Regions from separate parts of the Homo sapiens genome. Here regions 1, 2, 3, 4, 5 and 6 are each linked to region 7. A link is a contact called in ENCODE Hi-C data. All regions are on one chromosome and are shown on one strand. Each heading gives the region's core, a stretch centred on a gene start or an enhancer-like site at or near the end of the contact. The rest is flanking DNA. Distances are from core to core; before and after follow the strand shown. Region 1 holds the start of RFXAP (regulatory factor X associated protein). Region 2 holds the start of ALG11 (ALG11 alpha-1,2-mannosyltransferase). Region 3 holds the start of WDFY2 (WD repeat and FYVE domain containing 2). Region 4 holds the start of DHRS12 (dehydrogenase/reductase 12). Region 5 holds the start of CKAP2 (cytoskeleton associated protein 2). Region 6 holds the start of NHLRC3 (NHL repeat containing 3). Region 7 holds the start of TSC22D1 (TSC22 domain family member 1).

Region 1 (3,505 bases), core at 779-3,278, 7.8 Mb before region 7:
TTTTTCTTTTTTTTGATGATGGCAAGGACATAAAGTTTTGACATGAATGTTGATAGACATTTTTGTTTATATTGAGAAAAAACAAAAGTGAAACAATGAAGATGTATATAAGGTCTTCACTTGTTCAATGATGTGATGTAAGCAGTTTCTTTGCTGAATTGCATGATAGTTTTCAAATACTGAAAGAATATTTTCTCAGTTGGGGGGGTTGGATATTCACAATGTGAGAGCTGCAGATAGAATACATTTTCAGTTTAATCTTTTTCTTTTTCTTTTTTTCTTTTTTGATGGAGTCTCACTCTGTTGCCCAGGCTGGAGTGCAGTGGCACAGTCTTGGCTTACTGCAATCTCTTCCTCCTGGGTTCGAGCGATTCTCATGCCTCAGCCTCCTGAGTAGCTGGGATTATAGGTGTGGACCACCACACCTGGCTGATTTTTGTATTTTTAGTAGAGACGGGGTTTCATCATGTTGGTCAGGCTGGTCTCGAACTCGTGACCTCGTGATCCACCTGCCTGAGCCTCCCAAAGCGCTGGGATTACAGGTGGGAGCCACTGAGCCTGGCCTTAAATTTAATCTTCATTAACATTTTCACTGTCACTTTCTTAAGTGCAGAGACAATCAGCAATAAGTGTAAACCTGCTTCGTAGCATTTGATCATTTCCCTGGTGTAAATACTCCAAAAGTGGCTGATTTCAAGCAATCAACATGACATACTGAAGGCAGAGTTGGGAAAATGTGCAGTAACACACCACTAAATAATATTTCCGCATACAGATACAATAGACATAAATAACCTTAAAAGCACAGATAATGATAAAACATAATAAAATAATTAGAAAATGAAGAGTTTTGAGATTTGTACCCTTTGTTTTTAATATAATCTTATTGTAAGTTTATGTAGTAAGACTTTTAATAATAGCAGTGTTTAATTTTTCTGCTAATTATATTCCTGAAATTTTAGCAACCAGTTACCATCAGTTGGCGCTAGCACACCACCGACTGCAGGCTTTACTGATGAGGAAACTGAGGCTCGGAGAGGCTGTCACGAACTTGCTGTAGTCACACAGGAAGTACTACCTAGGTTGCTCTAATTCCAAACCTTCTCCCTTCCATATGCCTCTCTTTAAAACATAACTGATCTACCTATATGTCAGCACCCAAACATCTTAGTGTGAATGGATTTATAGTTTGTTGAATAAAGTCATTGCTTTCCGGTAGGTGGGATGGGAAATCTGACTAGGCGAAAGAATAGGATGAAGGGAAAAAGAACATCTACTTAACAGTTCAGGATACGGCAGGATATTTTCTCTCCTGGGATTTGGGCAAGCCAAGATTTAACAACCAGCAATTGCCCAGCAACTGATAGAACTGGTAGAACATTCATTGTTTTTTTAAACGTTTGCCATTCAGTATTCCTTTTCACACATTTTCACTGTGTTAAACGAAAACGTTAAGACTTATCTCAGCAGCCACAGCAAAGAGCAAGTACTAACAATCAAGTGAGTTTCCAGGAGAAAAAAAACAAAGTTATCCCTCAATGCAAATACAACTCGGCCAAAGGTGTGGCCCATCCCTCTCCGCTCCACTATTTTCAAATAAGCCACCTCTGCCTTCATGGACTGCGAGCTAGTGACTCTAGGCTGTGACACCACTGCATCCCAGCTTCAAATCTCCCCTTGCAGGCAGTTTGTGGGGGAAATAATAAAATTAGCATCCTAACACTACAAGTCGTGAGACCGCTCAGGAACAATCCTAATTTGCATACTGGAACTCCTGTAGAAGATACTTTGAACCGCTTTAGATACAATAGGATCAGGTAAAACGGCGCTGCCTTGCCAGCCACTGCAGGTTTTCACCTGACACAGCCCCCAGACCCTGTCTACGAATCCCCCAGCTGGCCGAAGGGGCCGCGGCCGCACATGCGCAGTCAGTCCCGTTGGTTGTGCGCTCAGCCCCGCCCCCAGAGGCGCCGCGCTCCCTGACAGCCCGCGGGCGTACACACGCTGACGCGCAGGCTGCGGTCGCGCAGGCGCAGTCGGGGCGCCTTCCCGGTATAGGCGCCTTTTACCCCAGCGTGTCCTGAGTCTTTGGTTCGCGAAGTGCCGTTAGGCCAAGCAGGTGCTAAAAGCCCGGGGTCGTGGACCCCGGCCAGGTCTTAGCAGCATGGAGGCGCAGGGTGTAGCGGAGGGCGCGGGGCCGGGCGCCGCCAGCGGCGTGCCCCACCCCGCGGCCCTAGCCCCGGCTGCGGCTCCCACCTTGGCGCCAGCCTCGGTGGCGGCCGCGGCCTCTCAATTCACCCTGCTAGTGATGCAACCCTGTGCTGGGCAGGACGAGGCTGCGGCCCCCGGGGGCAGCGTTGGGGCGGGCAAGCCCGTTAGGTACCTGTGCGAAGGGGCCGGGGATGGCGAAGAGGAGGCTGGGGAGGACGAGGCGGACCTGTTAGACACTTCGGACCCTCCGGGGGGAGGCGAGAGCGCGGCTAGTTTGGAGGATCTAGAGGACGAGGAGACTCACTCGGGGGGCGAGGGCAGCAGCGGGGGCGCCCGGAGGCGGGGCAGCGGTGGGGGCAGCATGAGCAAGACCTGCACCTACGAAGGCTGCAGCGAGACCACGAGCCAGGTGGCCAAGCAGCGCAAACCGTGGATGTGCAAGAAACACCGCAACAAGATGTACAAGGACAAGTATAAAAAGAAGAAGAGCGACCAGGCCCTGAACTGCGGTGGGACTGCCTCGACTGGCAGCGCGGGAAACGTCAAACTCGAGGTATCAGACTTAGCTGAGGCCTGGGGATGGGAGGTGGAAGAAGAAACCCGATCTTAACGCAAACCGCATCTGCAGGGCCTGCCTCCCCACTTCCAAATGGGCCGGTTTGCAGTGACTGGGTTAGTGGTTGAGAATTAGAGTGTTTGCCCTAAATTAAAGTTTATACCAACATGTGCAAAGCAATAACAGTTCTGTTGAACTCATGATAGGTGCAGAAATTTCAGTAAAAATAATGTGACATCGGCAGAGCTGTCATAGATCTGGGATATGGCTGGAAGGACATAGAGTAAATGATCGGTCTGGTTCATCGCTAAAGGAGACTTAGGAACCTAGATGAAGTTGGTACTTCTGAGAAAGTCATCTCTTTCTGTTTTCACTACTCTATTCTCAGTATCCAGTTCTCAGTACCCAGTTCTCAGTACCTCTATTTGTAATACTCCTGTATTTAGTACTTTGTTTTTAGTGTCCTGTTCTGTTAACCCTCTTCCTAGTACCGTATTTTTAGTACTGCTATACTCAGTTGCCTGTCTGTAGTACCCCTGTACGTAGTACTCTTTTCTTACAACTCTGTTCCCAGTACCCCTATGTTTAGTCCCTTGTTCTCATGTTCTCACTACCCCAATACTTAATATACTTTGTTCTCAGTATCCTTGTTGTTAGTACCCTGTTCTCACTACCCCTTTTCTTAGTACCCCTGAGGGGGGAAAAAAAGGATGATAATGGGGTATAAGTCTCAAAAAA
Region 2 (3,299 bases), core at 1-2,500, 7.4 Mb after region 7:
GCCAAGACATCCCTGGAGCTGGGGTCTGGCTCGGCCTTCCCTGCGCACCCCCTGGGGGCGAGTAAGCGCCGAACGCGGGGAGGAAAATCCTCCTGGTGGGAGTGAGCACGCTGCGCGGACGCGGGGGAACAAAACTCACTTTCCGACTGGCCCCTTCTCTGGCTGTGATCTGTCTCTCCTGCTCAGGCATCGTCCCGCACGGACACCGAATTCTTCTCTGATCTGGCTCAGAGCAAAAGGTCACCTGGTCGGTGGAGGAGAGCGGGGTGTTAAAGTCCCGGGAGAGGAGGCGCAGAGTGTGAGGGCATCGGCGCGGCTCGGCTCTAAAGCAAACAGGGGTCCGGGAACCGCCCCTTCATTTGGGACCGGGGAAGCCGCAGCCCTCTTCACACGGATGATTCAAAGTTGCGCGCCGCCGTCCTCCCGACCTGGGGGCACGGGGATGAGAGCGTGAGGGGAGAGTGGGCCTCGGACCCTCGCCCACTCCCCAGGTGGCTGGGAGTGCCCACCCTGGAACTGCCGGCCCCGCCGGTGCCACAGTGTTCTCTGCCGTGCCAGTGCCACAATGTCCTCTGCCGTGCCGGCGCCGCAGGGCGGAGGCCTGTCCTCCTCCGCGGTCTCGGCCACCTCGCGCTGGTGCGCTCCGACACTGTACTGGGATCTCACGCGTGTGCGGGAGCGGGAGGGCAGGTGAGCTGCGCAGAGCCGGGCCGCAGACTCAGCTCCCAGGGCTCACCCACCGCCTGCGGGGAAGGTGCCCGGCGGCGCCGCGTCGGGTCCGCTCTGCGCTGCCCCCTCCTCGGACTCTGCGCCTGGCTGCCGGACGCCGTGGGTCCCAAAGGAAGCAACCGCGGCAAGAGTGAACTCCGCACCTGGAAAATCGATCCGCTGTGCGCAAAGGCCAGCCAATGGCCTCCAACGGGCGGCGGGCTTTGGGCCGGGAACGGGGGCGCAGGCGCCCAGGCGGGGGCTTCTAGTGGGGGAGGTGGCCGAGGGAGGGAGCGACGGCTGTCAATCACAGGCCACGCCCTCCTCAGCCCAACCCCCCACTGCTGTCCCGCCCACGGGGGCGGGAGCCGTGTGCGCCACGCCGAACACTAGTCTACGCCTCGGCATATTCTATTGGCTGGAAGGCCGTGGGAAGCGGCTACCAGTAACCAATAGTAACGCACAATTGGCCCGTGGGGGCGGGGCGAGCACGGCTTGCTTTCTCAGGAGCCAATAGGGAAAAGGAAAGTGAAGCGTTTCCTGAGTTCGGGGGTCGGCGGAAGATGGCGGCCGGCGAAAGGAGCTGGTGCCTGTGCAAGTTGTTGAGGTGAGCAGCCGGTCGTGTGGGCTCACAGACGTTTTCTCTTCTGTAGGGGTACTTGCCCGTCCAGTGTAGCTAAATTTTGCGGGCAAATGGCCTTCCTTGTCATGAATCTAAGGTAATTTCTCAGGCCAATGAGCAGTCTTTCTTTTTCTTGGGGGTCTTCTATATAGACTGGAATAGACTAGGTCTTAAAGACTCAATTTACCGCGTTTTCTTCTGCTTCACTGTTGGCCGAGGGGTCGAGTTCCCTTCCCTGCTTCAGCTTTTTTTTTCCCTTTCACACTCCAGTTAGTCTGTCATAAATTATTCATATTCATTCCTTATTTTTCTTTACGATTGAGCCACGAGACATTTTCCAATCTATCATGTCTCTTTTCGGTAAAGAAGAAACCGGATCTTCCTTCTCATCTTAGTTTCTACTCTTAAACTCACCAAAACTGCCATTGTTAACACGTCACTTAAATATAAAGCTTATGTTGAATCCTCTGCTTTTTGATAATCTGTTACTTTAATTTTTATGATGTAAGAAGTTACATAAAATATTATTTTATTTGTATTACGTGTATATGCTGTTTCTTCTAGAAAAATTAGAAAATAGATAAGTAAAAGGAAAAAACCCCAGGAATGCTACCATCCGGAGATAGCCACTGTTAACATTTTGGTGAAAAAACTCCCAGGCTTTTTTCCACCTTTGTTGTTGTAGTACTACTGTATTTTAAATGCCTTGCCCTCCACTAATAAAACAGAAGGCCTAGTATATTCTACCTACCTAGTTTTTTTACCACCTACATATTTTTGTTCAGGCTGAAAATTTATAATTAACACCATAGCTTCCTGAATAGCAGTATATACCTAATTCTTTCAAAAGTTCAGGCATTTCTTCTTCGTTTTTGTCCACTCTACTTCAAATTCTGTAATCATTACTTTAAACATTTTGAATGAGAAAGTCTGTTATCAGAGCCTTTTGGTTCTTCCCTGTCATACGTAATATTCCTCAGTGCTTTACATTATAATGTTTAAATAAACTCACTAACCAGACTTAAAGGACAGGTTTAACTTTAGTTATTATGCAGCTTTTAAGTTAAATGTTTAATAGTTCAGTTTGAAAAGCTTGTCACATGAATTTTCCCACCTAAATTATTTGAAGGAATTGCCAGAAAAACCTTTACATTATATGGGTCAGCTGCATTTTAAATAAGCTTTTGAAAGAGTGTCCTGAGAAAGCAAACTGTCCTCTGTAGTGTTGCTTTTATGAATTCATATATTCCAAATGTTAAATAAATGATAAATCTTACCACTTTTGTCAGACTCTGTTCATCCTTTAAGGCAGTGGTTCTCAAATTGTGCTCCATGGACCATGCAGGTCCCAAGGCCCTTCAATGGATCCTCAACAAATCTGTTTTTATAATAACATTAATGTAATATTTGCCTATTTTACTATGTTGATAAGTGCAAAAGTGATAGCGGATAAAACTAAGTGATAGTGGATTTTAATTAACAGTGTGAAAAGGTCATTGATAGGGTTTCAGAGTCTGTATTGCAACTGACATTAAGAAACTGCATAACTTGTCAAATGTGGTCTAGCATCAGAGAAGAATATCTGTAACTAGCTGAAAAGTTAAATATATTTTAAACATAAGATCAATATATATTAAAATATACTCCCTTTTCCTACTACATGTCTAAGTTAGCCTGAATTTTCTTCATATACTTCAACAAAAACAACATATCACTAGATTGAATGCAGAAACAGAAAGGAGGAGCCACTATCTGGTTTCACGTTAAGCCAGACATTAAAAAGATTTGCAAAAAGTGTAAATCATTGGCACCCTTCTTGCTAAATTTCTTTTTTTGGTTTGGAAAAGATAGTTTTTTAATAAAAATATGTTAATGTGTTATGAAAGAATTTTTATTTTCAAATGAATTCATAAAAAGTTTAAAGTTCTTTAGTTTTCATTTCTAATATGCTAAATATTGGTAGATATAA
Region 3 (3,352 bases), core at 519-3,018, 7.0 Mb after region 7:
AGAACATGTGCCCAAGGTGGTCGGGGTACAGCTGAGTTTTATATATCTTAAGAAGGCATGAGACATCAATCAAATACATTTAAGAAATACATTGGTTTGGTTCAGAAAAGTGGGACCACTTAAAGCGGGGGCTTCAAGGCTATAGGTAAATTTAAACGTTTTTTGGTTGACAATTGGTTGAGTTTATCTGAAGACCTGGGATCAACGGAAAGGAATGTTCAGGTTAAGGTAAAGGATTGTGGAGACCAGGTTTTATTGTGCAGAGGAATCTTTTAGATAGCAGCCTTTAGAGACAGCAGGTTGTAAAATGTTCCTTACCAGACCTAAAACGGTGCCTGGCTCTTAGTTGGTTATCTCCTGGGTGTAGGAAGGAAGGAAGGAAAACAAAGGGGAAAGGGGATATAGAATGTGGATTTTTCCCACAAGAGACTTTGCAGGGCAATTTTAAGGCATGGCAAGGAAATATAATTTGGGGTAAAACATTTTGATTTTCTTCCTTGTTACGCCAGAGTCAGACTGGAAAGTAAGTCATGACCTACATGGTCAAAACCCATCTGATGAGAATTTATGGTTTTTGTAGGCCATGACTCCCCAGACCCCTTAGATAGGAATTTGGGCAAGATAAAAAAGCAGAGCTTAGTCTTCACGATCAACCCCACATGCCAGGCCTTCTGGTAGGCACCTAACATTCAGTCAGTAACTACAGTAACTCTGTCCGTTGTGTCTGGAGCAAGCTAAAAAGGCTGGATTGCTGGGGAAATGGAAAGAAGCCAGCACTAGGGGCCTGGGTTCAAGTCTGGAGGGAAGGAGGGGTTGTTTAGCCCTAACTTTGCACTAAAGTAACCTTGGCTGTGTAATTTAGCCATCTAAGAAAACGAGGGGATAGACACCCCATATGTTCTCTGAGCTCCCTTGAAGATGTCTGTATGAAAGATTCTCTCCTTTTCATGTCCCTTCCGTGCCACTATTCCGAGCATCAGTCTGACCCTAGGAGTGGTGACGTCCTACTCAGCTGGGGGCTGCCCCTCAGTTCCCATAGAGGCAAGTCTGGGTCCTGACTTGGCCAATGGCCCTGGAGGCCGCTGAGCTCCTCAGGCCCATAGCGCAGAAAGTGGGCGATAGGTCATTCCAGGACAAGGGGGCGGAGGCTCCAAGAAACTACGACTCCCAGGAGGCCACTGGGTTCCCTCCGGCAGCCTGGGCCTGGTGCATGTTGGGAGCAGTAAGCGGCCTCCCGCCGCGCTTCATTGTTAAGACCGCTAGGCCAGGTAGCCCGCGCGCATGCCAAGTCACGTCCCAACGAGTTGGGCGGCTTTCCTTCCTGCAGGCCTCTTCTCTTTCCGGTCTTGCTGAGGCGCTCCTTTCCCCGCCCCACCTCCGCCCTCTTTTCAGGGAATTTCGAAGGGGCGTGGCGTCTGGCAAGCGCGTCCCCAGGGGTGTGTATACGCGCGTTCACGGGAGGTTAAAGAGGGAGGAGCCTAACCCTTGGGTGTGTAAGGCAGAGAGAAGACCGCGAGGAACGGAAAGCGCATGCGTCCTAGTGGTGCTGCAGCGCCCGGGGAGTCGCGGAGGGGAGGGGTGAAAATGGGCTTGCGGGACTGACGCACGCGCATTGGGATACCAGATCCCCGCCTCCTGCTCCAGGTTTCCCCTCCTCCTTCACCACCCTCCCGGAAGTGGAGCCGCCCTCGCGCCCACCAGCGGCTACCCCCTGCGGCAGGCCCCGCCCACACAGGCTCCGCCCCCCGGCGCTCCGCCCCCTCCTCTTGTAGTGGCGCCGGCTTGCATCCCAGGTCGTGGCGGTTTTGGTGCCTGAAGCAGGGAGCGCGGAGTCGTTCCCGAGAGAGGCGGCCAGGCTATGCTCGCCGGTTTCCGGCGTTCCGCTCCGGCCAGCCAGAGTCTCTGTCTCAACCTGTGTCCGTGCTCCAGCAGTCTCCTCAGCCCGGCCCCGCGGCGCGGTTGGCGGCGGCGCCCCAGGCGCGCCCCCTCCTCCGATGGCGGCGGAGATCCAGCCCAAGCCTCTGACCCGCAAGCCGATCCTGCTGCAGCGGATGGAGGGGTCCCAGGAGGTGGTGAATATGGCCGTGATCGTGCCCAAAGAGGAGGGCGTCATCAGCGTCTCCGAGGACAGGTATGGACTACTGCCATTCGGCCGCGAGGAGGGGCGGGACGGGCCGACGGCCCTCGAGCCCGCGTCAGGGGCTGTGCCTTCACGTCGGCGCGAGTGTAGACTTGCTCCCCCAAGTTTTATTGTAATGCGCATCCTGGTGGTGCCGGTGTTCAGCTGCGCGCCGCCTCCGCTGTGTGGCTCCGGGAAGCGGAGCCGGGACGGCGGCGAGCGCTCCGGCTTCACCCCGGGCTGGGTAGTGCCTGCGGGAGCCGGGTGGCCCTCGGGCTAACGGTGCGCTGGAGGGACTTTGGTCCATCCCTGAGGACAGGAGGGAAAGAGGGGAGGAGCCGCCCGGCTTTGCAGGTGTGTGCTTGGGGAACGATGCCCTGAGCCGCCTCTGCAAGATAACCAAGGGGTTTGGGGTACTCTCGTACAGCTCCCAGGGTTTCAAACGGAGAAAGCAAATGCCACTCCTTCTTCCCAGACATTCCTACTGAATCCAGATAACCCAGACATCTTAGGCTGAATTCAGTGAATATTCTAAGTTGTACCAAGAGTAAGTTTAGGCTTCTGCGTGGTGCCTTCTTTCCTTTCCCCTCCTTATCTCTTGGAGCTCGAGGAGAAGCGCGTAGAACTTGTAACGGATCACTGCTGCAAATAGCTCTTGAGTTCCTTCCCTTTGCCTGTTTCCTTTATTTTTGCTTAATTTTGCTTAATATGCAGAAGTGGAACTAGTTGTTCTGCCTTCAAATACTCTCTCTGTTTTGCGTTTTCGCTTTAACTGAATTTCCTTGAATATGCAGGAATAAAGCTGATGAAGCTAATTTCTAGAGTAATGTTGCTTGAAGATAGTATTATGATAATTTATCTGAAATTGTTTCTTTGGTAAAATCTATATAAGCATTCTTACAAAAGAACACTGTAGAGGTACATAACACGGGGATTTTACAGTAAGTAGGTTTTCTTAATATAAGTTCAAATCATGCAGAGGTAAAGTATCCTTTCTTGGTGACTCAAAATTGAGAGGCTGAGCAACAAAGTGCTCATTGCTGTCTTTATAGTCATTTCCGCACTTAGCATAGTGTGTGGCCTCAACAATTGAGCTCGATAGGTTTGTTCATGTCTTAGGTTCTTCAGTATAACTAGGATGAGTATATTAATGACATGTTCTTGTCTACATCATGCTCAATACAAATGGCGCCTGATTAATTTCCTGTGCAGATCCAATGGAAAACATTGTAA
Region 4 (3,244 bases), core at 455-2,954, 7.2 Mb after region 7:
GGGAGGAGGAAGCTGGCAGGTATCTGTGTCTCCCCACACCCTCAATTTACCCAAATATGAAATTTGCTTAGGACCCATCCACACTTGCCCAGGGTTTAGGAGTCTGTTTAAAACTGCCCCAGGGAATTATTAGGTTCAGCAAAGTTTAGGAAACAGTGATTAGATCCTCCTGCCTTAGGAGCCCAATATAGGGAGGCTTTATAAAAATCCTTGTGCCAAGAGAAACGTTGTAAACTCTAACTCCGCGCTCTCACACTGAAGTCAAAACAAGGTTGTTGTTTTTCTCTCCTATTCACTAAATCCACAACAGCAGGAAAACCCATCTAACTTTGCCAACTGCCTTCCCCTCCCCTCCCTTCCCCCACCAATCTGTGGTGGATTGGGCCCCTTGGCCTCACTTCTACCTTCCCTCAAGGTGGGGAAATCAGAGCGAAAGAGTCCTGGGAGAAATTTTTACAGTCTGCTTTCCTTGGGGCCCACCCCTGGTTGGAAACTGACTTAAGCTTTCATGCTGTGTAATGTGGAAAGATCCAGCAATTAATGGTCATTGCCAGAGGACACCCCTTTGAAAGAAAGAGGCTGCCACTGTATTCCCCTAAAAACTGTGGGACAGGGCTCACGACTACACTCCCCACCATTCTCTGCAGCAGGGGCTCCTGAGACAGAGCTGAACCTTCTCCAAAACGATGTGGGGTGAAGAGCAGGGAGTTGCAACTCCTACCTCCCCTAGGAGTGCTGGCCAGGTTGCCGTGGGAACTGATAAAGCCCCAGTGCAGGGAGAAGCCTCTCAGAGGTGAGAATCACCTGGGGCATTTGGATGAAATGCCAGTCCAGGCCCCTGTGCAGATCCACTAAATCAGAATCTGTAGGGATGGGGCCTGAAAACTGGGTACTTTTAATTCTCGCCCAGTGATTCTGATGTGCAGACAGGGTTGAGAACCAGCGGTTAGCCTAATCAATTCTAAGAGAAAACCTCCATCTCTCCTCCGTCACAGGAACCTGTCACCTCTTAAAACCACAATGAGGTGGAGAGCCAACTAGGGCACACTGAGCGTGGTCACGGGGCGACGAAACCACCACGCACCGTTCCCCAGAAGCACACACTGGCTGGAAAGTTCCAGCTGGAGCCAAAGGTCGCAGTCCAGGTGCTGCATCTTTTTAAAGGAAACACACCCAAAGGCACTAGGACAGAGCCTTAGCTAGCGATTTAGATCCAGCCCTATCTGACGCCGCCAGCAGCACCACGAAGACACTTCCACGAGCACACCCAGCGGGGCGCCGAGGTGCCGCCCAAGAGGCTCCTTGGCGCCGGGGCCGCCTGACGTCAGTGGGACGGCCCTGGGCTTGGGCGCGCCACAGCCCCGCCCCTCGGGCGCCAGTCTCGGTCGCGGGCATTGAGCGGCTGGAGTCTGGCGACTGCCCCACGCCCAGCCGTGGGTCGCTAGACGGCGGGCGCACCCGTCGTTCTGGACACGCTTAGTCGGCCCAGCGAGAGGGCGAAGGAGCCGCGGGCGCGTCCCCGCCAACCCTGCTCGCCCGCGCCGAGGCGGGCCACGTGACAGCCCGGGGCCCCGCGCCCCGCCGCGCCGCCTTACTTGGTGTACTCGCGCAGCCCCTTGGCGAACCACACGACGCTGCGGTACAGGGACATGCCGGGAGCGCCCCACGCCTAGCCCCACCGCGCTCCCGGCGCGGCCTCCGCCCTGGTCCCGCCCCCCGGGAGTCGCCCGCCCTGACATCATCCCGGTTATGTAAGAGCCGCGGCTTCCGGTTCCTTGCTCCACCGGTAAGGCAAGGGGTCTCGGGGCCGGCCGGTCGACTCCGCCCCAGCCTCAGAGGGTGGAGTGAGGGCGGACCGGCCCTGGTGGGGGCCGCAGTCGAGGTCCGCAGTCTCCTCGGGGTCGAAATCGGGCATCAGCGCCGTTTAGAGAACACCGTCCTGCTGGGCATGGCCGGGATGCGAAGATGGCCCTGCAACGCACCTCCTAGAATTTGGTTACCTAGAAAACCATGTGGAATAAAACGACGAGGCTTATGATATTTAAAAGACTTCTGCATCGAATTGGTGTTATCATAAGGGTTATTTTAATAACTGGCATTCTCTAAGTTTCTACACGTGTTGGGGGATGCAGTGCCGTGCCACATTTCCCGTCTCCAGCAAGCGCAGTCAGATTGGCGACATCGCAGGCAAGAGGCAGGGCTGGGGCTCCCACCCGAGAAGTAATTGTCTCCAAAGTTGGACTTTTGCCACTGGTTCTGCGACTTCATGCAATGCCAGGGAGAGCCCCTTGATTTCCCCCAAATCCTCATCAGCCTCTTTCCACCCAAGCCCAGATGAACAGTGTGAGTAAAAAAGAGTGTGGTTGCTGCGTGAACCCAGATCTCAGACTAGTCATCCAGCCCCATTATGTAGGACTCAGACACCCCTGTCCACATCTAACCTCCAGCCCTAACGCCACATTAGAAATGGGGGTCTTACTGCTGCTGTCACTCCTAGTCACCCTGTTAAATTCTATACCGGTTTACCCAAGTCGCCCAGAGACTGGGCCCCACTTACATAAGCTGAAGAGACCAGCTGCTTTAATAGCCTCATTACCTAGGATATAGGATCACTGTCCAACCTCACTCCACAGTGGGCAAGTTTTTACTTCAGAATAACTTTTGAAATAAATTTCCCCGGAACAGCTCGCCCCTCTCAACAGGACTCTGAGGCTCCACTACGTTGCTGTTATTCCTGACAGAGTGATGAAAGGAAATTTAAACAAGTGGCATTTTGTAAAACCACCCCAGCCTGTGTGACTTTCAATGCCTGTCCGATTTGGCTGGGAAAATATTTTAGATCCCCAGGGCTACATACTGTTTTTTATACCCTCCTCTTTGTGTCAGTGATGGAAAAGGTGTCAATCTGCTCTGAATCTCTCTGAACACCTCAGGAAATAGGCTTTTGGCTCGCAGAGAGGGGATGAGAAATAGTTTTGAACCACCAAGTCTCTTGGAGGGTGTCAGCAGCCCCTTGAAGTAAAAGTGTGGCTGCAAACCCAGCTCTCTGCATTAGCCAGGTGAACCTGAGCATGCTGCATACACCCTCAGTCTTGGTTTCTTAATATGTAAAATGGGAATGAATATGCGCACCTCGTGGGGTGGTTGTGATTAAAGGCATTCATTATAAAGAGCTTAGTTTCATACAAAGTGATCAGAAGTGTTGGTTTCCCTCCTTAAGTTTTCTTCTCATTCCTTTTTCCCC
Region 5 (3,591 bases), core at 591-3,090, 7.9 Mb after region 7:
TCTCTGCAATAATTGTGTAGCAGTAATATTAAAAAGTGTCTCAAAAATAGACATATCATTGGAGTGGGTGAGTCTGGAGATTAGAGGAGAATTGCCATTTTGAAAAACCTAGCAGTTTGGCAGGTTTTCCTATTCATCTCAGCCTACTGAGATCTCCATGGTATCCTTTGAGTCAATTTCTTTTTTTACCATGCCCACTTATAAAAAATTATTGAGGTTCACATAACATAAAATTAATCATTTTAAAGTGAACAACTCAATGGCATTAATACATTTACAATGTCACCCAACCACTACCTCTAATTCCAAAACATTTCACTTACTTCAAGGTAATGAAACCCTTGTCCATTAAACTGTCTCCCAATTCTCCCCCTACCCTCAGCCTCTGGCAACTACTATTCTGAGTTATTTCACTATGGATGTATCTATTTTAGATCTTTCATATAAATGGAATCATACCATATGTAACTTTTCATATATTACTTCTTTTACTTAGCATAATGTTTTGGAGGTTTTTGAGTCACTTATTAACGCTGTATTTTGTTCTCACTTAATAGAAATCCCTGGTTGCCCCACCTGTCTGATGAAACTTTAGTAAATAATCAACAATAATGACAGACGTATTTAAACAGCAAGTTATATCTTAAGGATGGTGATGGACAATGTTAAACTAAAACTGGGACATTTCATCAAGTAAAAAACTACACAAAATCTCAAACCAAATTCCTCATTAGCAAGACGCTACCATAAGATGTCTGAAGAAAAAAGCAGGCAGAAGTGGGAAAAACTGACCACAGCCGAGGGCCAGCTGTGGAGGCCCTCAGACCTGGGAAGGGTAAACGGGGAAATCACATCCTCCCGTCTGTGTGCCCGGAGCACCTAAAACCTGGCTGAAAGAGTCCAGTCCAGCCTTACTGCAGTGATCAGGCAAGAAATGTAAACCCAGTGCTTGAAACCAGGCAGGTGCAGTCCAGACTCGCCCTCACTTCCCCACTGCCACTCTTAAAACCTTCTAGCCCTGACTTGTTTCGTTCTGTCATGTGGATTGAGTGTTTGTGTGGGTTTTATGAAGGTGGTATTTTTAGATGAGAAAAACGAAGATTATGGCGGCACACTTAACCACACAAACACAAAACGTCTGTAACAAATGCTATTTTATCTTCAAAGGAGAATTATATATAACCTTGAGGAGGGGATGAGGTTTATCTTCATTTTTTTCTGTTTCTCCTCCTCTCCTCCCTTTTTTGCATTTGATAATTGCTTAGAATAAAGGTATGGAAAGTAGATCCCAATTTCAGTTCCCCTTCACACGCTGTGCAAACGTGGACAAACAACCTCTGAACCTGTCACCTCTCAGTGGAAAAAGTGGTGATAACGTCCCACCTCAGAATTGATGCTCAAAATGAAGCAGTATTTGTGAAACGAAAATACACACGCTCGTGGTACGCCAGATCGGTGTTTACGTCCTCGTCAGTGAACGCGTCGATGTTTAATAAGAAGGGCAGCCAATCAACACTTTTCTTGTCTTTTTCTCGTCTGCCTTCCTCCAAGGACTGTGAGGGTCTCAAGATGTGTCCCATCTCGGTTGTTTGTCAACCTAGTCCTGCTATGTCGTGGGGACTGAGCAGGCCGACTCCTCCCCCATCGCACGTCCAGGATGAAGAGCGCTGTTTAGGTTTGAAACCTGCAGACTCAGTCCCAACCGAACTGGGCAGACACCAGACCGGCCCCGGCAACTGCAGTCCAGGCTCCGCCTCCCTACGCCCATTGGCTTATTCAATTCACGCAGGAACCAATGGGCGGAGACGGCAGCCGCGCCGTCTGACGGCTTAGCCGCGGTGCAGACTGCGGCGGCGGTGGTCTGAGGAAGTTCTATCTTGGCGCTAAAGCGGAGACGCATCCCCCGACCCGAGGCTACGATGAGCACACCGGCCGTGCCCCAGGACCTGCAGCTGCCCCCGAGTCAGAGGGCGCAGTCCGCATTCAAAGGTGAAGGCCGCGGTGGCGGTGGCGGTGGCGGTGGCGGTGGCGGTGGCGGGCGCGGGCCCGGCGGTCGGGGCTCGGGGCCGCGCTGGCGCGCTTCACCTCTCCCCCGCTCTGTGAGATCCCTGAACGCGGCGTCGGCCTCGCCCTGCCTCATTCTTGGCCTTGTGGAACGGATCATAAAAACAGGAACCGCTGCGTGGTGTTACTGTGCGGTCGCTGCTGGCTGGGATGGGCCCTCCTAAGAAGGAATCCGTTAGGCGAGGGGAAACGCGCGGGCCTCAGGCCGGGGTCGGTGTCGGAGACCCTGGGTCCGCTTGGGGGCGGGGCTGCACAGGTTCAGGGACCGACTGCGCCTGCGCTGGGTCCTCCGCCTCTTAGGTCCCTAGCGAATTTCTGCAGGGCTGGGGTCGCATCATGTGTTATTTCCAATTTCACAGCTTCTCCTTCGACTTTATGGAAACCGAGGGTTGGTTGGGTCTTCAAAACTAATATTGTTATTCCCTTATTCTACACACGGGAAAGCAGAAGAAAGTAATTCTCATCTAACCCAGTTCTGGTAAATTAGAACTTTCGAGTCTAGTGCCTCACTTCTACCATTTAGTTTCTTAAAGCTTGGCTAGCAGGAGCTGTATGTAGAAAATGATGTTCTCCAGATTTTTCACAGGGAGTAGAGAATGTGATTCTTATGCAGAGGGGTTTTGGGGACCTGTTGTGGTAACAGTCTCTTCTAAGGTGATTTCTCAAAGGCAATATTGAATTGGAGAATTTTCTGTTATATAGATGTGACCTCAGGTGGAACCAGCTTTGGAAGTAAACTCTTCATTTAGTCAACAAGATTTATTTGCCGTTATCGATGTTTTAACTAATATTGACTTGTAGCTCTTACCTTTGTTATCTAGAGCAAAGAAGACAAAAACTCAAGGAACATCTGTTGAGAAGAAAAACGCTTTTTGCATACAAGCAGGAAAATGAGATGTTATCCAGGTAAGGTCAAGTTTATTTCTTTTCACTTCTGTAAAATTGTATCAGATCTGTCCAATGAAAATGTAAAGTAAGCCATATCTGTAATTTTAAATTTTCTAGTAGCCACATTTAGAAAAACTGCTTACATATTATTTTACGTCTTTTTGTGGTACAACGTCTTTAAAATCTGGTGTCTATTTTACAGTTACAGGACATTTCCATTTGGTCTATCCACATTTCAAGCACTCAGTAGCCACATTGGCTAGTGGCTACTTTATTGGATGGTGCAGCATTAGATCATCGTTTTATTAATTTTTTTTTTTTTGAGACAGAGTCTCACTCTGTTGCCAGGTTGGAGTGCAGTAGCGTGATCTTGGCTCACTGCAGCCTCCACCTTCTGGGTTCAAGTGAATCTCCTGCCTCAGCTTCCCAAATACCTGGGACTGACTACAGGCAAGTGCCACCATTCCCTGCTAATTTTTGTATTTTAAACAGAGACCGGGTTTCACTATGTTGGCCGGGCTGGTCTTGGACTCCTGACCTTGAGATCCGCCCACCTCAGCCTCTGAAAGTGCTGTGATTACAAGGATGAGCCACCGCGCCCGGCCTAGATTATCGTTTTCTACGTAAATTAATTCACAG
Region 6 (3,540 bases), core at 267-2,766, 5.5 Mb before region 7:
CGGCTTTGGAACCGAGGGCTTTACAAATGTAATTCCCACGACACCGTGCTGAGTCTCAAATTTGGCGTTAACGTAACTTAATTTCTATTTGTACTGGAAACGTATCAAGATATAAACTCCTCCATTACACGTGAAAATTCAAACCAATTTGGCAATCCTAGGACCCTTATTCTGCACAATCTCCATACAGTACCTCAAAGAGAGTCTAAAACACGAGAATTCATCTCATAAAATAATTCATGGAATCGGTCTAATTACCTTTCTAATTTCATCCAGCACCATTTCAAAGGACTTTTTATCCATCTTGACTACTATCCCGACGTGGTTTTAACAGTTATACTTGCAATTAAAAGACGTTCATCCCTGGTCTGCTCCGCCGATAGTAAAAAATATTTATAGCTGAGGAGGAAAAAGACTCCACGAGCAAGAGAGGATGCGAAGAGGTAGAGAGTATTGCAAACTTCGCAAAAAAAATTTCTAAAAATTGAGATTCAGAAAAACTCTTTTTATTAAAAAGAAAAAACACTCCAGTCAGGCTTCCCCAGCTTATTCACACAATGGTTCAGGGCACCTCGGGCAAGAGCCAGGTCCTCTGAGTTTTGCAGAAAAACCCGGGCTCGGCGGCAGGTTTGAGTGCGGTTTCCCTGCAGCTGAGGGCCAGGTGCCGCCAGAGGTAGCTCTTGAAGGCGCTTTCCCAGGTGGAGCGGCCGGCAGAGTAGAAACACCTGCGCTCAGAGTCCACGGGCGGCGGGGAGGGAGGCGCCGGTCTCTCGACCCGCACCTGCGCCTCGGCCGCCGGCCGCGACCCTCACCGCCGCGAACCCGGACGCATGGTCCGGCTCGCGCTCATCCCCAGCCGCTCCGCCCGACTCCTGGATACCTCGGCCCCGGCAGCAGGCGGCCCGGCAGGCTCTTTGTTACCAGCTGCTGCAGCTTCCGGGAGCGGGCCGGCGGCTGGGGAGCACCAGGAGCCGGGCGAAGAGGGGCACGGCCTCGCATAGGGGGACTCCGGAAAAACGCAGCCCCAACAGCGCCAGACGCCCTGCCTGGTTACCCCTACAGCCCCCACCAGCTCATGGGGACCTACAATAAAGCCAGTCGCGCCCAAGTAAACTCAACACTGCGCCGCCAGCTTGGGCCCCTCTTTCCTGAAAGCCAGAGGTGGGGTCCTGGTGTGGGAATATAGGCATCCATAGCGGATGCCTGGATGGTAGGAATAGGATGTGGCAAAAATCCTTCCCGAAGCCTAGCGGTCATTATTTTGAATGTCATCCCCACCATACCTCGTGTCTGAGTGTGCGATGTTTTGATTTTGCCCTCTGGATTAAAAAGAATAAATGGCGAGCGATTAAGGCATATCTACGGGCGCCCATACTTTGGTGGCCACTGAAAGTCAGCGGCGCGGACTGCCCTGAGGGCGGGAAAGGGTGGTCACTGGGTCAGCCCGAAGCACCTGACATGAGGGCGGGGACCCCGAAATGCACACGAAGTCCGGAACTGGTCTTCTGTGATTTTCATTCGCCCTGGTCTCTGTTCCCTTTCGTACTCAAAGCTCGTGCATCCAGGGAGGGGAAACCGGAGATAGGGTCTTCGGGCCCCGGGCAGACCCTCTGTGCCGCTGCAAACCGTTGCAGCCTGAGGCTGTCAGGTCCTCCCCCAGACACCTGCGGACCCTCCCTCTCCTGGCTTCCCGTCTGGTCATGGCGAGATTCTGGGTCTGCGTAGCCGGTGCTGGCTTCTTTCTTGCATTTTTGGTTTTGCATTCGCGTTTTTGTGGCTCTCCAGTGAGTTGGGTAGTGAGGAAATGACTGTCGGGTGTGCGGGTAGCCCTGTTGGGAGGCGTCGCCACGGTCGTGGCATGGAGGTGGCAGGCCCTGGTTCCCTCAGTAGCTTGTCTCAAAGCCTGCACCTGGGTCCAAACTGCCTTGACCCTTTGAGTTTAAAAATTTGTGTATGTTACATCGCCATTTTCCTCTTTCCCAACTCTTACTACATCCTCAAATAATTTGCAGACTTGTATTGTGGTCGTGTTGGTCTTTAGGCATCTAAGCTCATTTCTTTGGAATTATTTCAGTCCAGCAAACTTCTAGTTGTCAAGGCATGCTTAAAAATAAGCCCTGTTACCCGGCCCCCCCGCCCTTTTTTTGTTCTTACCTAGACGGTAAACTAAATCTGAATTGTCTGATTTTGTTTAAGGTTTTGAGGAACTTTACTTTTGCAGTTTCCTGGAGAACTGAGAAAATTCTTTACCGGCTGGATGTGGGTTGGCCTAAGCACCCAGAATATTTTACCGGAACAACATTTTGTGTTGCAGTTGACTCCCTCAATGGATTGGTTTACATAGGTCAAGTAAGTAAATAGAGATTTAAAAAAATTATGAACACAAAGGAAGTAACAGCCTTCCTGTCTTGCTGTAGTAACTGACCATATGCGTTTATATCATGCTAATTGTGCAATTTATTTTTGAGTTGGTCTCAAGTATTTTGGTTTCGAATGTGAAAGATATGTTAGATTTTGAAAGTGGTTTTTGTAGTAAAATTCTCAGTTATTTTTTTTCTTCGCCAAGATACAGATTACCTTTCCTTTAAGCTGATCCTAAGAAGTTATTTTTTGTATACCTTCAGAGAGGGGATAACATCCCAAAGATATTAGTGTTCACAGAGGATGGATATTTCCTACGAGCCTGGAATTATACAGTTGACACACCTCATGGTATATTTGCAGCCAGTACTCTATATGAACAATCCGTCTGGATCACGGATGTAGGAAGTGGTATGTATAGTAATATCTATTAAATTATCTTACTGGAAATCACATCTTTGCACATGTCCTTGTTTGTATTGTTTAAAATCAGAGTTGCTGAATCTAATTGTAATTTCTTTAACGATTCATGAAATCACATGTTTTTAACAAACTTTATTTTGTACTTCTGTGGAATTAAGAAATTTAACAAGGGCTGGACGCCGTGGCTCACGCCTGTAATCCCAGCACTTTGGGAGGCCGAGGCGGGCGGATCACGAGGTCAGGAGATCGAGACGATCCTGGCCAACACGGTGAAACCCCCGTCTCCACTAAAAATACAAAAAAAAAAAAAAAAAATCAGCCAGGCGTGGTGGCGGGCGCCTTTAGTCGCAGCTACTGGGGAGGCTGAGGCAGGAGAATGGCGTGAACCCGGGAGGCGGAGCTTGCAGTGAGCCGAGATCGCGCCACTGCACTCCAGCCTGGGTGACACAGCGACACTCTGTCTCAAAAAAAAAAAAAAAAAGAAAGAAATTTGACAAGGAGCCTGTTAATATGATCTTTCCTTGAACTTGTCTAGGGTCTTTTCCTCTTTAAAGCATCAGTTGCTCTTCTCAGATTAAATAACTCTAAACTGAAGCCAAATAAAGTGGCAGTCTCTGAAAGCAATGACTGGAATCCTTGACTCTTATTTTCCTTTTCCAGTTTTCTTTCATAAAAGATTGTGAAATCGTAACTGCTTTGTTGCTCAAAGTGCAAAGATTGCAGAAACTGTTGTTAATGTTTTTGAAATTCTACTGA
Region 7 (3,367 bases), core at 555-3,054:
GGGTCACACCTTGGAGAGCTGGTTGTTGCTGTTGTTGTTGTTGTTGCTGCTGCTGCTGCTGCACCACCACAGTAGGGGCTCCCATCTCTCCACTTCCCACACTCTCTGTATAGTGACTCAGTGTGCTGACACTACTGCTCACTGAACTCCCACTAGTGCTCTCCCTTTCAGAAGTCACTTCTATCGGATTTTGCTTTACAGTCTCCACCACTTTATTTATCAGCACACCTTCTGTAGCAGGTACAGCATTTTCTTTTTCATAGAACTCAGTGCAAGTCCATCTACCTTTTTTAAAGGGCTCAGAACTAGAATCTAACTTCACAACTCTGAACCTCGAAGTGTTAACTGTTGGTTGTTGCTGCTGACTTGAAACCGATCCCCCAGTCATCCCTGCAGCTGCATTAGGAACACTGCTAACAGCAGCAGAGGAAGAAATAGTACCATTGCCCATGCCACTCAAGATATTCACATTAACACCACTGGTAACTCCAGGCCCAACACTCACACCAGCAGCACTAGGAATATTGCTTGTACTTATATTAACATTACCAAGCATGCTGCTTGTCACATTAGGATTAAAACTACCCACAGCAGTAATGTTAACATTATTTACTGTACTAGTGCCAGTAACAGAATTTATACCTATTCCACCTGTAGTACTTGGAGCACGCATATTAGTCATTACAGATGCAGGTGAACCACTGGATGATACAGCAGAAGTTGGTGCAACTGGTGTGATACTGTCAGAGCTTCCAGTTGTAGAGAGTTTTCTAGATACTGGGCTTGAGGGTGGCCCACCAGTAATGGATGCACTGGCCACAGCAACATGAGATGGATGGTGGTGACCATGTTGGAGGTGGTGCCCATGATGAATCTGATGGTGGTGATGGAGGTGGTGTGGATGAGCATTCCCATTGATCACAACATTCTGTTGTGGAAGGTGAGGCAAATGAGGCTGAGGAAGGTGGGGCTGGTTGGGAGAGACTGCCCCAGGTGTCTCGGCTTCCTGGAAGTTATTTAGGGTCTCTTCTGAGGAGCTGCGTTCGGGCTCCCCTAAGTCAGTAGCCCTGGAAAGTGACACATCAAGGATCTCCGAAGAAGAGAGATCTTCCGTGTGAGATTCATCCAGATCATCATAGCTCTCAGTGTCCTCTGCTATACTGTTGTTAGAGCTGATACTAGCGGAGATCTGAGCAGGAGTAACGCTAGTTATCTGGAAGCCACTTTTCTTTTTCATTTGAGTTCCGCCTGGCGCAAGAGGCTGTGCCTGCAGCTGAGCCTGCGAAAGGAGGTTCAGGCTTTGTGGAGGCGGAGGCTGTGGTCCCGACGTAGAAGATGCTGCAGGGGGCGGCGGCTGAAGCAGCGACGGAGGCGGAAAATCCTCGGAAGATGTGGCATTACTACCGACGCCGGTACCTGCTGCATTGAGAGCAGAGGCGCTGCCACTACCGCTGCCCCTTCGAGGGAACATTGCCGGGTGCGCCATCTTCCTAGCGCTAATGTCTGCAGCGGCGGCGGCCGCGGCGGTGGACTCAGGCGGCTGGTGCATTGTGTTGGGTACCGGGGGCGCGGAGGAGACGAGTGCAATTTCCTTCTGCACCGTAATCTTTGTATTGGAGACGCCGGAGAGGAAAACGGGACCTGACGCTCCGCCTGGCGCGATTCCTCCTTCTCCTCCTCCTCAGCCAAAGGCGCCGGTCGCTCCTGCCTTCGAGAGCGAGCTTCGGAAAGGAGGATGAACGAGGGTGAACAGGGCGGCCGGGGACCCGAAGGGGGGATCCCTTCAGTCCTTCGCCATTCACTTTCCCCTCTAGCCTCACACCCCCCTTTATATTCTGCTTCACGTGGGGTGCGGGGCAGGAGGGAGGGGGAGAGCGCAGGAAGGGGAGGAAAAGCGAGAAATGCCCACCTTCTCCGGCCAACTCCGAAGCCGCCTCAGCCCCCTCCTCCCGCCGCGTCGGCGGCCGCTGCAAAGCCCTCCCGGCCGCTCTGCACGGAGGCAGCGCCAAGCAAATGTCGCCTTCCCCTCGCCACCCCCGGGGCCGCCGCCGCCGCCAGCGAGCCCCGAGCTCAGTGTCGCTCAAACCTCCCCTCCCGGCCCCGCTCGGCCCTCCCCCCGCGCCCCGCAGACCCTTTCAAACCCCCTGGGCTCGCGGCGGCTGCTCGGTGAGGAAACGCTGGCCGCGGCTGGGGCCGGGGCGACGCGGCTGCGAGCGGGGCGGCGGCGAGGCGCCCGGTACGGTGAGCCCAGCAACGAGGCGCGGGCGGGCGCGCAGAGACGCCGGGTCCTCGCGGAGCACGGCCGGGGCGCGGCGGCGGCGGTGGCAGCGGGAGCCCAGGGACCGCTCCATCACTGGCAGCCATGGAGCCCGAGCATTTTCCTCCCTCAGGGCAGGCGCCTCGACTCGGCACACGTCCTCGGGGAGGAAGGGGCCGGCACCCGAGCCTCTCCGGAGGGCGGCGGGACGTGCGCTAGGGCGGAGGGTGCGACCCTCTCTTATCCTCTTCCTCCGCAGCCGGCTCTTCCTCACCCCGCTGCTCCCGCGACCGGGCGGGAGAGGGCCGCAGGCGGCGGCGGCTCCTTTCTCCGCGGCGTTGGTGGCCAGACGGGCTGGTGCAGCGACTGCAGCCGACGCCGTTCAAAGGAACGAGGTGGGGTTGGTCGGTGTCGGCAAACGGGGCGGGGGAGTGAGTGGGTGCCGAGGGAGGGTGTCGGGCGGGGAGGGGGCTGTGGTGGTTGTTACTAGTGCTCTTCTTCGGCTCCCCCGGCTCCACCGTATCCCCCAGTCTCTCGCGGCATCGGGAGGGGAGGGACCAGCGCGGAGCGCAGGAGGAGGAGGGGCGACCGCCGGCGAGAGGAGGCGGTGGTGGCTGGGGGGAGGGGGCAGGCGGAGGAGGAGGAGGGAAGATGGCGTCTGCGCATGCGCCTCGGCGCCGCAGACATAAAGCCGGGTCTGGCGGGGCAGGAGGCGGCGGGTCTTCGGGCCTAGGCGAGCGCCAGGTCTCCCGACGGAAATTACCGAAGGCTGGCAGAGGCGCCGAAGCCGGGAGTGGTGGAGCCGGAGGGGATAGTGGGGGTGGGGAATTCCGGCCGAAGGAGCGAATCCGGGTCGGACTGCGTGATTCGGCCCGGTGGGGGCGGGCAGGGTGCGCGCCTGCCGCGCGCCCAGGTTAGGTGTGTCCGCTCTTTTCACACTCGCGGCCGGCGCGCGCGGGCACGCGGCAGAGGAGGGGGCGCGGCGCGGAAGGGCCGGCGGAGGCGGCGGGAGCGCCGGCGCTTGGTGTGCGCGCCTTGGGTGGTGTCCCCCGCCTGCGGAATGGGTAATGAGGCTTTTCTCCGCAGCAACAGCATCACGAGTTTCAGTTC

Evidence for each region. Hi-C counts contacts between places; a loop is a spot of excess contacts on that map. Pooled maps may share reads with other maps.
Region 1: a pooled map shows a loop between it and region 7 (7-fold over the local background). The contact joins the promoter of RFXAP here to the promoter of TSC22D1 in region 7. A Hi-C loop is called at or near these places in 4 of 50 pooled maps.
Region 2: a map of naive thymus-derived CD4-positive, alpha-beta T cell shows a loop between it and region 7 (18-fold over the local background). The contact joins the promoter of ALG11 here to the promoter of TSC22D1 in region 7. A Hi-C loop is called at or near these places in 2 of 168 maps with a recorded cell type or tissue (CD4-positive, alpha-beta memory T cell and naive thymus-derived CD4-positive, alpha-beta T cell) and 3 of 50 pooled maps.
Region 3: a loop to region 7 is called in a map of CD8-positive, alpha-beta T cell, with 14 times the contacts of the local background. The contact joins the promoter of WDFY2 here to the promoter of TSC22D1 in region 7. A Hi-C loop is called at or near these places in 3 of 168 maps with a recorded cell type or tissue (CD4-positive, alpha-beta memory T cell, CD8-positive, alpha-beta T cell and naive thymus-derived CD4-positive, alpha-beta T cell) and 7 of 50 pooled maps.
Region 4: a loop to region 7 is called in a map of CD8-positive, alpha-beta T cell, with 8 times the contacts of the local background. The contact joins the promoter of DHRS12 here to the promoter of TSC22D1 in region 7. A Hi-C loop is called at or near these places in 2 of 168 maps with a recorded cell type or tissue (CD8-positive, alpha-beta T cell and naive thymus-derived CD4-positive, alpha-beta T cell) and 3 of 50 pooled maps.
Region 5: a pooled map shows a loop between it and region 7 (8-fold over the local background). The contact joins the promoter of CKAP2 here to the promoter of TSC22D1 in region 7. A Hi-C loop is called at or near these places in 3 of 50 pooled maps.
Region 6: a map of CD8-positive, alpha-beta T cell shows a loop between it and region 7 (7-fold over the local background). The contact joins the promoter of NHLRC3 here to the promoter of TSC22D1 in region 7. A Hi-C loop is called at or near these places in 2 of 168 maps with a recorded cell type or tissue (CD8-positive, alpha-beta T cell and naive thymus-derived CD4-positive, alpha-beta T cell) and 8 of 50 pooled maps.

What each region holds. Positions count from the first base shown.
Region 1 is chr13:36,817,194-36,820,698 of GRCh38, forward strand. It overlaps RFXAP (regulatory factor X associated protein), which reads left to right and starts at 2,029. Exons shown (of 3, transcript NM_000538.4): 1 at 2,029-2,764. The coding sequence starts at 2,165. It overlaps LOC124903158 (a long non-coding RNA gene), which reads right to left and starts at 1,878. Exons shown (of 2, transcript XR_007063760.1): 1 at 974-1,878. RefSeq lists a silencer at 1,947-2,316 and enhancers at 2,547-2,596, 2,607-2,836.
Region 2 is chr13:52,011,148-52,014,446 of GRCh38, forward strand. ALG11 (ALG11 alpha-1,2-mannosyltransferase) reads left to right here and starts at 1,251. Exons shown (of 4, transcript NM_001004127.3): 1 at 1,251-1,315. The coding sequence starts at 1,272. ATP7B (ATPase copper transporting beta) reads right to left here and starts at 303. Exons shown (of 21, transcript NM_000053.4): 1 at 140-303. The coding sequence starts at 190. RefSeq lists silencers at 510-849, 900-1,009, 1,020-1,119 and enhancers at 1,240-1,369, 1,420-1,509.
Region 3 is chr13:51,582,694-51,586,045 of GRCh38, forward strand. It overlaps WDFY2 (WD repeat and FYVE domain containing 2), which reads left to right and starts at 1,769. Exons shown (of 12, transcript NM_052950.4): 1 at 1,769-2,131. The coding sequence starts at 1,995. RefSeq lists enhancers at 1,021-1,541, 1,200-1,479 and a silencer at 1,620-1,989.
Region 4 is chr13:51,802,459-51,805,702 of GRCh38, forward strand. DHRS12 (dehydrogenase/reductase 12) reads right to left here and starts at 1,705. Exons shown (of 9, transcript NM_001377533.1): 1 at 1,596-1,705. It overlaps LOC107984561 (a long non-coding RNA gene), which reads left to right and starts at 1,378. Exons shown (of 2, transcript XR_007063805.1): 1 at 1,378-2,343. RefSeq lists enhancers at 21-70, 2,456-2,585 and a silencer at 1,266-1,905.
Region 5 is chr13:52,453,638-52,457,228 of GRCh38, forward strand. It overlaps CKAP2 (cytoskeleton associated protein 2), which reads left to right and starts at 1,841. Exons shown (of 9, transcript NM_018204.5): 1 at 1,841-1,989; 2 at 2,886-2,970. The coding sequence starts at 1,920. It overlaps CKAP2-DT (CKAP2 divergent transcript), which reads right to left and starts at 1,709. Exons shown (of 1, transcript NR_185890.1): 1 at 1,138-1,709. RefSeq lists enhancers at 992-1,171, 1,462-1,541.
Region 6 is chr13:39,036,940-39,040,479 of GRCh38, forward strand. It overlaps NHLRC3 (NHL repeat containing 3), which reads left to right and starts at 1,517. Exons shown (of 7, transcript NM_001012754.4): 1 at 1,517-1,784; 2 at 2,197-2,349; 3 at 2,625-2,772. The coding sequence starts at 1,701. It overlaps PROSER1 (proline and serine rich 1), which reads right to left and starts at 1,150. Exons shown (of 13, transcript NM_025138.5): 1 at 259-1,150. The coding sequence starts at 303. RefSeq lists a silencer at 631-860.
Region 7 is chr13:44,574,526-44,577,892 of GRCh38, forward strand. TSC22D1 (TSC22 domain family member 1) reads right to left here and starts at 1,805. Exons shown (of 3, transcript NM_183422.4): 1 at 1-1,805. The coding sequence starts at 1,549. It overlaps TSC22D1-AS1 (TSC22D1 antisense RNA 1), which reads left to right and starts at 1,371. Exons shown (of 3, transcript NR_038381.1): 1 at 1,371-1,745; 2 at 2,517-2,652. RefSeq lists an enhancer at 1,278-1,517 and silencers at 1,838-2,547, 2,558-2,797, 3,068-3,267.